Linked DNA regions of Homo sapiens: region 2 is linked to region 1. Evidence: chromatin loops called from intact Hi-C (ENCODE). Cell type or tissue: ascending aorta. All regions are shown on one strand. Links, peaks and the distances in the headings refer to the core of each region. The heading gives the core; the rest is flanking DNA.

The links. A loop is a pair of places that touch in the nucleus more often than their neighbours do. Peaks named below come from ENCODE experiments on the same cell type or tissue, not always from the same donor. Only the 100,000 strongest peaks of a DNase experiment are listed, where the experiment ranks them.
Region 2: a loop joins it to region 1, with 2.9 times the contacts of the local background. A loop is called at or near these places in 2 of 110 quality-filtered maps.

The regions. Positions count from the first base shown.
Region 1 is chr20:326,695-333,486 of GRCh38, forward strand. It overlaps SOX12 (SRY-box transcription factor 12), which reads left to right. Exons shown (of 1, transcript NM_006943.4): 1 at 1-3,530. The coding sequence ends at 178. Among named protein-coding and RNA genes, the nearest start is that of SOX12, 4.5 kb to the left of the region's middle. RefSeq lists silencers at 348-417, 458-747 and an enhancer at 3,931-4,225. In ascending aorta, for the core only: CTCF peaks have their summits at 4,066 (motif pointing left) and 4,274; DNase peaks (open chromatin) are centred at 3,826 and 4,057; H3K27ac peaks cover 540 bases.
Region 2 is chr20:1,393,558-1,400,349 of GRCh38, forward strand. No RefSeq gene overlaps it. Among named protein-coding and RNA genes, the nearest start is that of FKBP1A-SDCBP2, 3.8 kb to the left of the region's middle. In ascending aorta, for the core only: a CTCF peak has its summit at 4,350; no DNase peak of the experiment used is centred there.

The DNA.
Region 1 (6,792 bases), core at 2,737-5,236:
GCTGCCCCCTGGCCCGGCCGGCCTGGACTGCAGCGCCCTGGATCGCGACCCGGACCTGCAGCCTCCCTCGGGCACGTCGCACTTCGAGTTCCCGGACTACTGCACCCCCGAGGTTACCGAGATGATCGCGGGGGACTGGCGCCCGTCTAGCATCGCAGACCTGGTTTTCACCTACTGAGCCCACCGTCAGCGGGGCGCGCACGCCCCCAAACCAGCTGTTTACATACAGGAATCAGGTATTGGGGCCCCTCGGAGGCCGAGGCTGGCACCCCATCTCCCGCGCAGCCTGCCCCCTCCTGGACGTGCCCATCCCCCCTCAGATCCAGACATGCCCCTCCCCCGCAGACACACCCCAAGGCAGCCCAACCCCCACCCCTTCCCCGACACCCAAGCCCCTCCCCACGTCGCCCCCTCCTGCACAGCCACCAGCAGCCAGCCCCCTCCGATACACCTCCCGTCCTCTCCTACAGACCTGCACCCCTCCCCCCTTTTGCACACGCCCCTCCTCGTGGCCGGAGGACCCGCCCCCTCCTTTGCTCCGGAATCTCTCCTCCCTCGCCCGGCCCGCCTTCTCTGGGTTAGGGGGGCGATGCGGCCGGGTGGCAACGCACGCGCCTCCTGCGCCCCTCCCTTCCCTGGGGGGAGGGGCGCACCCCTTTTATCCCCGGAGCGCTAGGGCCCGCCCCTCCGCTGGGGCCCACCCCCTTCGTGCGCATGCTTAATGCTTCTGGGGAGGAGGGGGCTGGTCCCAGCGGAGCCGCACTCTTCGCCCGCTCCGGGCAAAAGCGGGGGCGAGTGTAGAGCGATCCTGGGAAATCCTTTGATCCGGGAGCCCTAGGTTTCCTCTCCAGCCAACGGGGCGTCGCTGCCTTAATGGGAGGAGCACTCGGAAGGGTTGGTTTGGGCCTGAAACTCTCCCAAGTGGCATAGCCCCTTTTCCGGTATGGGGTCTCCTACACCCACGCGCACCACCTCTCCGGTCGCGTGGCTGCCTCTACAGCCTACCTATACGTCCCTTTTTCCCCCCAACTGGGAATTGAGAGGTAAGGTCTTTCTCTGGAAATCCAGCAGTAGAGGAAGGGACCACCCAAGAAAACTAAAAACCAAGGCACCTTACCAGTCTGTCTGGGGACAGGATCCCTGCTGCACCTTCCCCACCCCCTCCTGGGAAGTGCCCCCTCACCTCAGGGCACCCGCAACCTGGGCTCCTCCCTGAGCGCACCGGCCCTTCCTGTCACCCAGGTCCACCCTCAGTACTCAAGCTGCAGTATACAGCGGGAAAAACTGAGGCACTTTGGTGCTAGGGGTTTGGGACTGAGGCGTGGAGAGCAGATGTGATGGCAGGAAGACTCTCGCTTTTAAACATCTGGTTTGGGAGAGACCATCGACTTGGCCAGTGAGACTGAGAATGGATTCCGAGTAGTGATGGGCCGTTTGCACCTCGGTTTTTCCACGTGAGAAATGGGGAGAACGCTGCTGTTAGGAGGAAGTTGTGTCCAGTTCAGGGTGCCCTCGGGAGCCCTGTCCCTGTTGCTGTGGCCCCTCTCACGCCGCCATCTCTCTGCCCCGCCCCGCCCCTCCGGCCTCCCCACACCCCCCTTGCCCTCACTACCTGTATCTCACCGGCGTGTGTTCACCCTCCCGGGTGGCTCACACACTCTCATTCACACACACAAATCTCAGGAACAAACGGTCCCAGAGTCCTCCGGACCCCTGCCCAGGGTCTCTGCAGGTCTCTGCCCCACGCGTTCCCGTCGCTGACAAAGCCACCAGCTGCCTCCTTTAAGCTTGGTGCTCCGGCTCTGGGCCTTTCTTGCGCTCTATTTTTTTTTTTTTTTTTTTTAAGAAAAACAACAACAACAAAAAAAGACAATGAAAAAAAAAACGTCATGTGAGTGAAGAGATGTCACTGTCTGTGGTCTTGGAGAACTAGTCTCGTAGCTGAGGGGTGGGGTCCCTCTGTCTGGGGCACTGGCACCCACAGCAGGACTCCGCCAGTCTGATGCCAGGACTGAATAAAGTGTATTTGCCCCGACCTTGCCCTGTGGTTCTGCATGTCTGTGCTCTTCCTCAACCCTCCCTAAACAGTTTGCCAGATTCAAGTCCGTGTGATTTGGGCCCGAGCTGGGTGTCCCAGGGCAAGCCACCTTGCCTGTCTAGGCCTCTATGTCAGGACTCCCTGGCCTTCATGAAGAATAGCAAACTCATCCCTGTAGGGACCAGGCAGGTAACATAGACGAGTGACTCTGGGTGGACAGTGGTGTCATGACCCACTTCAAGGGGCCTACCTCCTGCCAGTTGTGACCCTGTGGGAATGCAGTCCACAGTGGCCAGGTGGCCAGATTTTTCAAGAAAAGCTGGATGGATGTTTCTGAGTCATCTTAATTTCAAAATGAGACTCATATTTTAAAATTTCTGTGGGCCAAATGAAACAAGTATGCAGGCAGGTCTGGTCCGAGGGGGCTGGCTTGGCCATGCCTTTCTGTGCCTTTAATGAGGACTAAGAAGCAAGATTGGGCCACACTGTCTGGACTCAAAGCCCAGCTCCACCACTGAGCACCCGTGTGACTCTTTCCATATGTATAACGTGGGGATAATAATAATAGCTGCTTCACAGGATGAAATGAAGTTTGAGGTGAGAAGCATTCACCATGGTGCCCATCGTGTTACTCCATTGTCAGAGGAGGAAACGGGGTCAGGCAGGAAAGCAACTTAAAGGAGGGCCTGCAAGCAGCCAGGGTCAGAGACAGGGCTTGGTTCTGCTTCCTGGTGAAGCATGGCTTCGGGGTGCTGCCTCTCCCTCCCTGTTTGAATCTGCAGATTGTGTTAGGCCCCCAGCTGAGGGCCTGGAGTGGTGGGATTGGTCCCAGTGCCTGGCGCACATTGGCCTGCAGAGTAGATTAACTGAATGACCAAAGAGCAACAGAAGTCTAGTGATTCTTGTCTTTGAGGTTCTGACTGGTGTTTTACAACTGAGTCCAAGGCTTTTCCCTCCTTTGTCCCTCTGACACCCCTCCCCCTAATTCTCATCTGTCAGATCCAGTGTATTCCTAAGCTGGGACAAAGCCTCTGTTTTCCCAGTAGGAGCCAGGGCTGAGTGTGGAAATTACAGTGACTGCTTCTTCTCAGCTTCTCTGGTTGAAAGCAAGCTGGCGAAGTAAGAGGAGGTAGAGTTGAGAAGGTGTGGAAGATAGGGACAGCTGCCCCCAGAACTCCCTTCAAGGGAGGACTTCCCCAGCTATGGGAAGTGCCATCAGGGTGGCCGCAGCTGCAGAGAGCCACTTCACCTGAGACCACGCCCTTCCTGGGGCAGCCTGTATCTGGTGTCTGAGTGAGGCATGGTATAAACACCTGGTCATTTCAATCCAACATGGGACGGACACTGACAGACAGTACTCCCAGCAGGCCCAGGCCAGCCAGGGCTTCGTCAGGCCTGCAGCACAATTTGACTTCCTATGCCCAGGCCTGCTTCCTCTTCTTCCTCTTCTTTTCACAGGTGCTTATTCCTAATAAACATCTTGCAACCCAAACTCAGTCTCATTGTCTGTTTCTAGAGAAACCCAGTCTACAACAGAGGGTTCAAGAGACTGGACAAAGGGAATTGGGTCAGTGGCCCAGCAACTGCAGCTAGGCCGGTCGGATGTATCCTAATGTCAAGAGTCTGTTCACCGATGCCATCAGCACCAAACTAGGGGCTGCACACTTTCCTAGTCTGCACACCAGTCACGTCAATTAGAGACTCCAGCCTCAGCCCGAAGGCCTTCCAGGGCCCCCTGCTGATGCCATTCTCACTGCCAGTCCGTCCCCTGGTAAAAGCAGGTGGGAGGGAGGTCGTCATCTGAGTTTGTCTTACAGAATAGCCTGGAATGGGGTGCACGGTAAAATGCCTGACCGGAGATAATGCTAGAGCTGTGGAACCTTGGGCAAGCCTCTTCCCCTTTGTGGGCTGTACTGGGAGTCGGTAATAGGACTAGAAGAGGGACCATCTCATTTTGGTTCCTTCCATTTCAGATGCTGACCTGAAAGGTCGGGGAGACAGCTCCTTATGGGGTCTCTGGGGCCACCTAGTGGCTAAGAGGAGTAGAACCAAGGTTCTGTGCAGTTGGGAGGTGGGAGTCGGGGTGTGTCCCAGGCCAAGGAACTGAGTCCCACTCGAGTCTCACTCCATTCATGCATTGACTCATTGCTGGGTCATGCCCCTTGCCTGGGTGGTGTGAGCCACCCTGCTTCCAAGGCTTTCAAAACACCATACGCTGATGTATTGTTTCTCATCTATTGCTGCGTAACAAATTGCCACAAGCTTAGCAGTGTAAAACAACATGCATTTGTTATTTCAGTCTCCATGCATCAGGAGTCCAGCATGCCTTAGCTGGGTCTCTGCTCAGGATCTCACAAGGCAGCAGCTGGGGTGCTGGTGGCCCGCATTCCTTCTTGGAGCTCAGCAGCCTTTTCCAAGCTCTCACGGTAGTGGGCAGAATTCAGTTCTTTGTGCTTATAGGACAGAGATCCCTGTTCTATTGCTGGCTGTCAGTTAGTACCACTCTTGATTACTACAAGCTGCTCAGTTTCTTGCCACATGGCCCCCACAGGGCCTCCCCAGCCTTCTCACAATATTGCAACTTATTTTGTCAAGGCCAGAGGAGAATTTTTCTGCTGCTTGGAGTCACTTGGCTCAGGGAAGGTTTAAGCTCTCTTTTAAAAGCCTCTCCTGGCTGGGCATGGTGTGTTCATGCCTGTAATCCCAGCACTTTGGGAGGCCAAGGTGGGTGGATCACCTGAGGTCAGCAGTTCGAGACCAGCCTGGCCAAATGGTGAAACCCCTTCTCTACTAAAAATACAAAAATTAGCCTGGCGTGGTGGCAGTCGCCTGTAATCCCAGCTACTTGGGAGGCTGAGGCAGGAGAATCACTCGAACCTGGGAGGCGGAGGTTGCAGTGAGCCAAGACCAAGCCACTGCACTTCAGCCTGGGCGACAGAGCAAGACTCTGTCTCAAAAAAAAAAAAAGAAAAAAAAGGAAAAAGAGAGAGAGAAAAAAAAAGCCTTCCCTAATTAGGTCAGACTCACCCAGGAAAATCTCCTTTTTGATTAGGCATCAACTAATGTGGGATTTTATATCTGCAAAAAATCCCTTCACCTTTGCAGTATATTGTAGCCTTATAAGAGTGACAGCTGTCATACTAGATTTGCCCACACTCAAAAGGGAGGAGGCTGTCTAGGGCAGCTACACCAGAGACTGGGAATCTTGGGGGCCATCTTAGAATTCTGCTTATCACACACCTGTAATCCCAGCACTTCGGGAGGCCAAGGTGGGAGGATTTCTTGAGTCCAGGAGTTCAAGACCAACCTGGCCAACATAGCAAGACCTAATCTCTAGTAAAGTTTTTTTTAAAAAAATTAGCCAGGCACGGTGGTACACACCTGTAGTCTCAGCTACTTGGGAAGCTGAAGTATCATAGCTGAGAATTCTCAGGTCTACATCTCCATCCCAGACATGACTAGACTAGCTGCCTTCTTGTCATCTCCACTGATATATCTAATTGGCACCTCAAACTGGACATGCCAAAAAATGAACTGTTTCCACAGTGCTCCCAAGCCTGCTTCCACAGACCACATCTGCACAGCTGATGTGAAATGAAAGGCTAAAGCCTCTCAGTTATCCTTGATGCCTCTTTTCCTCCCAGCGCCATCTCCCTTATACCCTGTTGGCTCTACCTTCAAAATATGCCCTGTGTCTTGTCACTTCTCACATCTTCCATGGCCTCTGGGTCCAGGATATAAGGGCATACGAAGGGCTCCTTGCGTTTTCCTTTGCCCCACTCATAGTCTTATTGTCCACACAGCAGCCGGAGTGATCTGGTTAAACTGTAAATCCCAGCACACCCTGCCACTGTTCAAAATTCTCCAAAGACTCTCATTCAGTAGAAGCCAGAGTCCTCAGCATGGCCTGCAAAGCCCCATAAGAAGTAGCCTGTGGCTCAGCCTCGGCTTCATCTTCTACTTTTTCTGTTTCTCACATGCCCAGTCACACTGGTCTTGCTGTTCCTCAAAAGTGCCAATCACACTTCCGCCTGAAGGCTTTTGCACATGCTTTTCCCTCTGCTTAAGATACCCTTCCTCCGGCTGGGCGAGGTGGCTCACGCTTCTAATCCTAGCACTTTGGGAGGTCCAGGTGGGTGGATCACCTGAAGTCAGGAGTTCGAGACCAGCCTGGCCAACATGGCGAAACCCCTTCTCTACTAAAAATACAAAATTAGCTGGGCGTGGTGACACATGCCTGCAGTCCCAGTTACTCAGGAGGCTGAGACAGGAGAATCACTTGAATCCAGGAAGCAGAGGCTGCAGTGAGCTGAGATCGCATCACTGCACTCCAGCCTGGGCAAGACAAAGCGAGACTTCACCTCAAAAAACAAACAAAAAAATACCCTTCCTCCAGATAGCCACATGTCTTACTTCCTTCAGGTCTCAGCTCCCAGGGCGCCCTAGAGTAGGCACAGGGAGTACCTCACAGTGTCCTCCCTGACCATCCATATAAAGTAACATCCTCCATAAACTATCCTGTTACTTTGCTTTATTTTTCTGAATAGCATTTATCACTATCTGGCATTTATCACCTGTAGTTTTTACTTTTTGTCTCTCTCTCTCTAATTTGTATGTAAGCTTCATAAGGAAGGAATGACTCTGGACTGGACTCCATGCCTCAGCACATTCACCCACCCATTCAACAAACATTCTTAAGGGTCTAGGCTGGGCATGGTGGCTCATGCCTGTAATCCCAGCACTATGGGAGGCCG
Region 2 (6,792 bases), core at 2,901-5,400, 1.1 Mb after region 1:
CATACATTCTTATTGAGCATGTGAAAGTTGATAATACGAATTGGGTCACTCTTCTTATGCCCAACGGAATCAGAATCCAGGGGCCAGGGGAAAAGCACTGGAGGCACGCAGCGCCTGCTCCAAGAACCAATATTTCCACTAACTGCTGCGGAAATGGCCTGCTGTCCCCCTGAGACCAGATTCAGCTAGTAACTGCTGAAACAACCCGCCATAACCTAATACTAGTTTTACTTACCACTGTCAGTCACCAATCAGAGCTTGCCAGCTCCCTGAAACTTTACTAGTGCCAATGCATTTCCCTTTCTAATAAAACGCCCAGCCTTCTCTTTGTTTTTCGGACATACCAAAGACCACCAGATCTGTGTGTATGCTCCGAGTTGCGATTCTCGCTTCCCCAAATAAAACATTACATTTAGAGATTCATCTCCATATTTTATTTTGACTTTGACAAGCACCTTCTGTATGTCATGTACTGTGCTAGGTGCTGAGGATACAGCGGTGAAGGAGTCAGACTTAGTCCCTGACCTCACAGAATCTACGTATGATGTGGGAGAGATAATCAAATAACCTGTTTAAGTAAAAAAAGATACGGAATAAATGTAAAGTTTCAAATCTGTAATATTATGAGACAGTAATACATGCTGTGAGGGGCGTGTTAATATAACAGAGATGCCTCACTTAGTCTGGAATGTGGTCAGATATTTCCCTGAGTTAGCCAGGTTTAGCCAGGTTTAGCCAAGGTTAGAAGGCCAATTGTGTGTATGTGTTGGGGTAAGGGGAGGCAGAAGGAGCAGTACCTGCAGAGGCACTGTAACGCAAGAGAACACTGTGACATGGTCTAGGACATAAGGAGGCACATGTGACTAATCTTTCTCTGATCTGTGTGTGTGTGTGCTTCTGCATTAGTCGATTCTCACACTGCTATAAAGAATACCTGAGGCTGGGCACGGTGGCTCATGCCTGTAATCCCAGCACTTTGGGAAGCTGAGGCGGGCAGATCACTTGAGGCCAGGCGTTCAAGACCAGCCTGGCCAACATGGTGAAACCCAGTTTCTACTAAAAATACAAAAAAATTAGCCAGGCATGGTGGCACAGGCTTGTAATCCCAGCCACTTGAGAGGCTGAGGCATAAGAATTGCTTAAACCAGGAGGCGGAGGTTGTAGTGAGCCAAGATTGCACCTCTGCATTCCAGCCTGGGTGACAGAGTGAGAACCAGTCTCAAAAAAAAAAAAAAAAAAAAAAAATTCCTGAGACTGGGTAATTTATGGAGGAAAGAGGTTTAATTGACTCACAGTTCTGCATGGCTGGGAATCCTCAGGAAACTTACAATCATGGCAGAAGGGGAAGCAGGCATATCTTACACAGCAGCAGGCATGAGAGAGAGTATGTGAAGAGGAACTGTCAAACACCTATAAAACCATCATTTCTCATGAGAATGCACTCACTACCATGAGAACAGCATGGGGGAAACCACCCCCACCATCCAATCACCTCCCACCGGGTCCCTCCCTTGACCTCAGGATTATAGGGATTACAATTCAAGATAAGATTTGGGTGGGGACACAGAACTAAACCATACCAGCTCCTGTAGTGTTTTAAACATGACCTCACAGTTTTTTGACACCCCAACCCTCATCTATGTCCCCTTTCCTAAAATCTCAGTGAGCTCGTGACTGCTTTGGAAATTTTAATGTAGTAAGAATACAGGCTGTAACAGAACCAAATTAACTGTGGCTGAAAAGAGGCTGAAGTTGCTGTCTCTCTCATGTAACAGTTCAGAGGCAGGTGGTTCAGTGCAGGTAGGACTTCACAGGCTGCCCAGGGACTCATCCTTCTTCTACTTGTGGCTCCCCATCCTTAGAATCCTACCCTCATATGCATGGTCCAAGTTGGCTCTCCAACATATTTTCATCTCAGCTAGTGGGAAGGGGGAAAGGAGGAATGGGGGGTACATTCCCTTTTCCTTTAAGGGTACGACTTAGAATTGCACACATCTCTTCCCGTTATACTTCACATTGACTATAACTTAGTTATATGGTCAAATTTAGCTGCATGGGAGGCTAGGGAATAAAGTCTTCATTCTGGGTGTACACACACCCAACTAAAATCAGAGGTTCTGTGCTCATAGAATGGAAGAATGGAGATCGAAAGATGAAATTAAAAAGAGGGCCCCAGCAGTCGCCAGGACACTGCTTCACACCACCTAGAGAAAATCAGACTGCAGCGAGAATAAATGATGGAGAATGAGAGCAACCAGGGGCGAGAGAGTTCCTGGATTCCGTTTTCCCTGAAGCCTAGCAGAATAAGGCTTGCCTCACATTCATCCTGTGGTCTCTCTCATGGCTCTGAATTGGGTATCGGTTCAAAACATAGACCTGCCTTTGAGACAGTGGCCATCTCAATCCATGGATATAAGCTTTGTTTATATAGATGGGGGTTCCCCAAGAACCTCACATTTGCACCACTTCTTCCTCAGTGCTTTGGGAAAACACAGGAAAGCATGTAGCTATCAGTTCTGCCACCAGACCTAAGATGAATTGGACCTGGGGACAAGGGGCACTTATTAAGCATTTATCTGATTTTTTGAAGTAACTGGGAGAGTTCCTTTCTAAATTAATTTAGATTCTGTTTATATATAGCCTAGTTATTAACAACTCTGTTAAGTAGTTAAGTTCTTTGGGATCACCCTTAGCAAACCAGAACAAAAAACAGAAAGAGTGAGTGACTCTAAGAGATGGAACTGGGAGAAAGAGCAGGAGATTCTGACTTTCATTTAATATCATTCTGAACTGATTAAATTTATTTTCACTCTCTTTGTGTAACAGGAGACAGGGAATCATTTCAGTCTGAAGTCATAAGCATCCCTCATGACAAGGGGAAGTGACTCCCTCCCTGAAGTTCTAAAACCTGAAAAATGGGGGTTGGATTTCCTTTGGTTTATCCTGTTTGTGGTTTACTCAGCTTCCTGAGTCTATAGGTGTATGCCTTTCACCACATTTGGGAAGTTTTCAGCCATTATTTCTTCAGATATTTTCTTCTGCTCCATTCTGTTTCTCCTGTTCTTCTCAGATCCTGGTAACACGAACATTAGATATTTTGGAATTGTCTCACAGGTGCCTGAAGTTCTGTTCAGCTCCCCCCAGTCCTTTTTCTCTGTTGTTCAGATTGGATAATTTCTATTTTTCTATCTTTGAGATCACTGGCATGTTTCCCTGCAATCTCCATTCTGCTATTGTACCCATCTGTTGGGAGCTGAAAAGGCCAAAGGGATTGTGACCAACTCAGCATTCCACTGAAGGATATATGATCAAACAGCAAACTGTTTATCATGAATGCAGGATGTGGGCAAACTCACAACTGCGCCTGCCGCCAGGAGGTTTGCTGAGGGCCCTGGCGCCATGCTCATTGAGATTATCTACTGGGACATCTAGATCCTATTGTTCAAAGACTGCAGTCTTGCAAGCCTGCTGTAAATCAAACTGCTAACCGACAATCACCCCCCACTTCTTGCTATCTCTTTTGCCTAATAAATGTGAAGGGCTCTAAAGCTCAGGCCCCCTGTTTACCAGAAGCAAGGAGCCCCCTGACCCCTTCTTTCAAATATGCTCTCTTGTCTTTGTCTTTTATTCCCATGTTTGCCCCCTTTGTTCAGTCCCCCAAGGTCTGTGCAGGTGACAAGTGGCGACCCAGAACAGGGACTCCAAGGATGTCGGACACGTGGCATCTGAACACAGGGACTTTGAAGACGTGAATGAAGAAGCTCTGCTGGAGCAGAGGAATTGAAATTGACAAGATGAACGGGGACCCCAGGATGAGTCTGCTGGCAGCAGATAGAAGGTCAGTGCCCTAAAGAGGTACTGGGAACGATATAAGGTCAGTGCTCTAAAGAAGTACTTGGAATGGGAAGTTTTCTGAATCAGGGTAACATGAAGCAGAATTTGTCTATTGAAGAAAAACATCATGTGCAGTTGCTTAAAGTTCTGTTGAGACAGTCTGGAGCTCAGGTTAATTCGCAGGCACTAACTAACCTCCTGCAGAAGCCACAAAAGGTTATTACGCATAACCCATGGTTTCCACAGGCAGGCACTCTTGATGTGGAAAATTGGGATAGACCAGGAGAAGGATTAAAACAGGCTCATCAAAAAGGTCCTAAAGTTGATTCTTCTGTTTTCTCCACTTGGAGTCTAGTTCGTACTGTTCTTCTGCTATCTCCTTATTATTCTGCTGGACAGCAGGCTGAGTCTAAAAAATCTGAAAGAATCTGTTGTCCCACCCACAGCTCCAATTGAAAATAAAAAATGGAGAGGGAGGATAAAAATTGGCCTACACCGCCCCCTCCAGTTGCAGAAACATCTGTACCGCCTCCTTTGGTAGCAGAAATAGTGACCCCAATACAAAGAATTTTATGCTCTGCTGCCATAGCTAAGGGGAGCCCTTAGGACCTTGTACTTTTCCTATTTCTGTAAGTGTAACGAGTGTAGCTAATAATGGGGTACAGAGCCCATTCACTTTAGGATTGGTAGAATCTGCATTTGGTGCTATGTGTCTTCTACCCTTTGATGTAAAACACTTGGCTCAAACTTGCTTGTCTGCTAGTGCATATCTGACGTGGTATTTAAATTGGCAAGAACTGTGTGCAGACCAGGCTAGACAGAACCATATTGCTGGACATGGAGACATTACAGAGGATATGCTATTGGGTAATGGCCCTTATTCAGACCTGGAACGTCAAATGGCACTCCCAGACGCTGCTTATCAGCAGTGTGCACAGGCTGCTAAACACACCTGGGCCACAATTCCTGAAGAGGGAGTCCCAGTACTGTCCTTTTTACATATCATGCAAGGGTCACAGGAACCCTACGCGCAGTTTCTTGCAAGATTACAAGAGGCAGTGAAGCATCAAATTCCTCTTGCCACTGCCACGGAAATGCTAACCTTAACTTTAGCTTTTGAGAATGCAAACGCAGATTGTAAACGTGCACTGGCACCTGTGAGGTGTACAAAAAACTTTTCTCAGAGCTTGTCAGGATGTAGGAACTGAGCTTCATGGGTCTTCAATGTTAGCGCAAGCAATGGCTAATCTAGCAGTTGACAAATCTAAAAGGAGCCAAGGATTAAGCCCTAAAGTAGGAAAATGTTATAATTGTGGAAAAACTGGACATTTTAAAAAGGAATGCTGCCAGATCTCAGGACAGAAAGGATCTTATAATGCAGTACCCCTCCCTCCATAGTGGAAAACATGCCAGGACTCTCCTCGCTGTAACAAAGGAAATCACTGGGGTAATCAGTGCCGCTCAAGATTTCATCAGAATGGCATCCCCCACTGTCGGGAAACGAGAAGGGGGCCTGGACCTGGGTCCCTCAAACAATGAGGGCATTCCCAGTTCAGACCACAACCCCATTTCAGGGGCGGGTCCCAGGAGAAACATTGATTCCCTCATTCCAGGAACACCCAGAAGTGCAGGATTAGATCTCCCAGTCAGAGAACAGGTAATGTTAGTTGGTGGAGACAAACCTATCAAAATTCCCACTGGCATCTGGGGACCTTTACCAGCAGGATACAGGGGACTAATTTTAGGCAAAAGCCACCTTAACTTGCAAAGCATTACTGTAGTCCCAGGAGTTGTTGACTCTGATTATGAAGGAGAAATTCAAGTAGTTTTAATGTCACAAGATCTTTGGGTTTTTGAACTGGGAGAATATATAGCACAATTATTGCTTATTCCCTGCAAATTATACCCTTCTCCACTAAAGGAGAAACAAGGAAATAAAGGGTTTGGGAGCACAACTACACGAGAAATCTATTTATCACAATCTATAGCCTCTAGTAGGCCCACCTGTGTAGTACAAATTAAAGGAAAGAAATTTTATGGGCTTATGGACACAAGAGCTGATGTGTCAGTAATATCCAGTAAGGACTGGCCCCCAGCATGGCCTCTCAGAATAACTGCCACATCCCTAGTGGGAGTAGGAGCAGCTAAAAGTGTTCAACAGAGTGCTGAGATTTTTATCTTGTCTTGGTCTGGATGGACAATCATGTACTTTTCAGCCTTATGTTGAAAATATAGCTATCAATTTATGGCTATAAATTGATAGCCATATCAGTTTATCGAGATTTACAGCATGGGATATGAGACTTACATATGAAAACTTTGATAACCCAGGATTTAAAATGTTGAAGGACATGGGATATCAGAGTGGGAAAGGTTTAGGGAAATCCCTACAAGGAAACCCTAACCCGATATCAGTAACTGGAAAGGCAGGTTAAACCCCGCAGGGAGATTCTTCTTTAGATTCCCCGCGGCAATTAACCAGAGGCAGAAGTTGAGTTCGGCAATGGCATGCCTCCCAGCTACAGCTACAGAAACCTTTGATTTCATTATCCCTCAGACAAAATTTTGCAGTTTTATAAAGTCCATTCTTTCATTCTTCCTGTGATTACTCATCACAAGCTTATTCCAGGTGGCCAGACTTATTTTACTGATGGCTCTTCCAAAGGTCATGCAGCTATTTATGGACCTAAACATACTCAAACAATAATGACCTCTGGGGTTTCAGCTCAACACTCAGAGTTGATTGCAGTCATTCAGGTTTTACAGCTCACAGCTGCAGATCCTATCAACATTGTCTGTGATTCAGCCTATGTTGTGAATGTAACCAGTCGCATAGAAACTGCTACAATTAAAAGTACTCTAGACCCCGAACTGCTTAATTTGTTTCACTTATTCTCATATGCTGCCTGCTACATGCCAAACAGGTGAGACAGCTGGTCATGTACGGCCACATTGTCT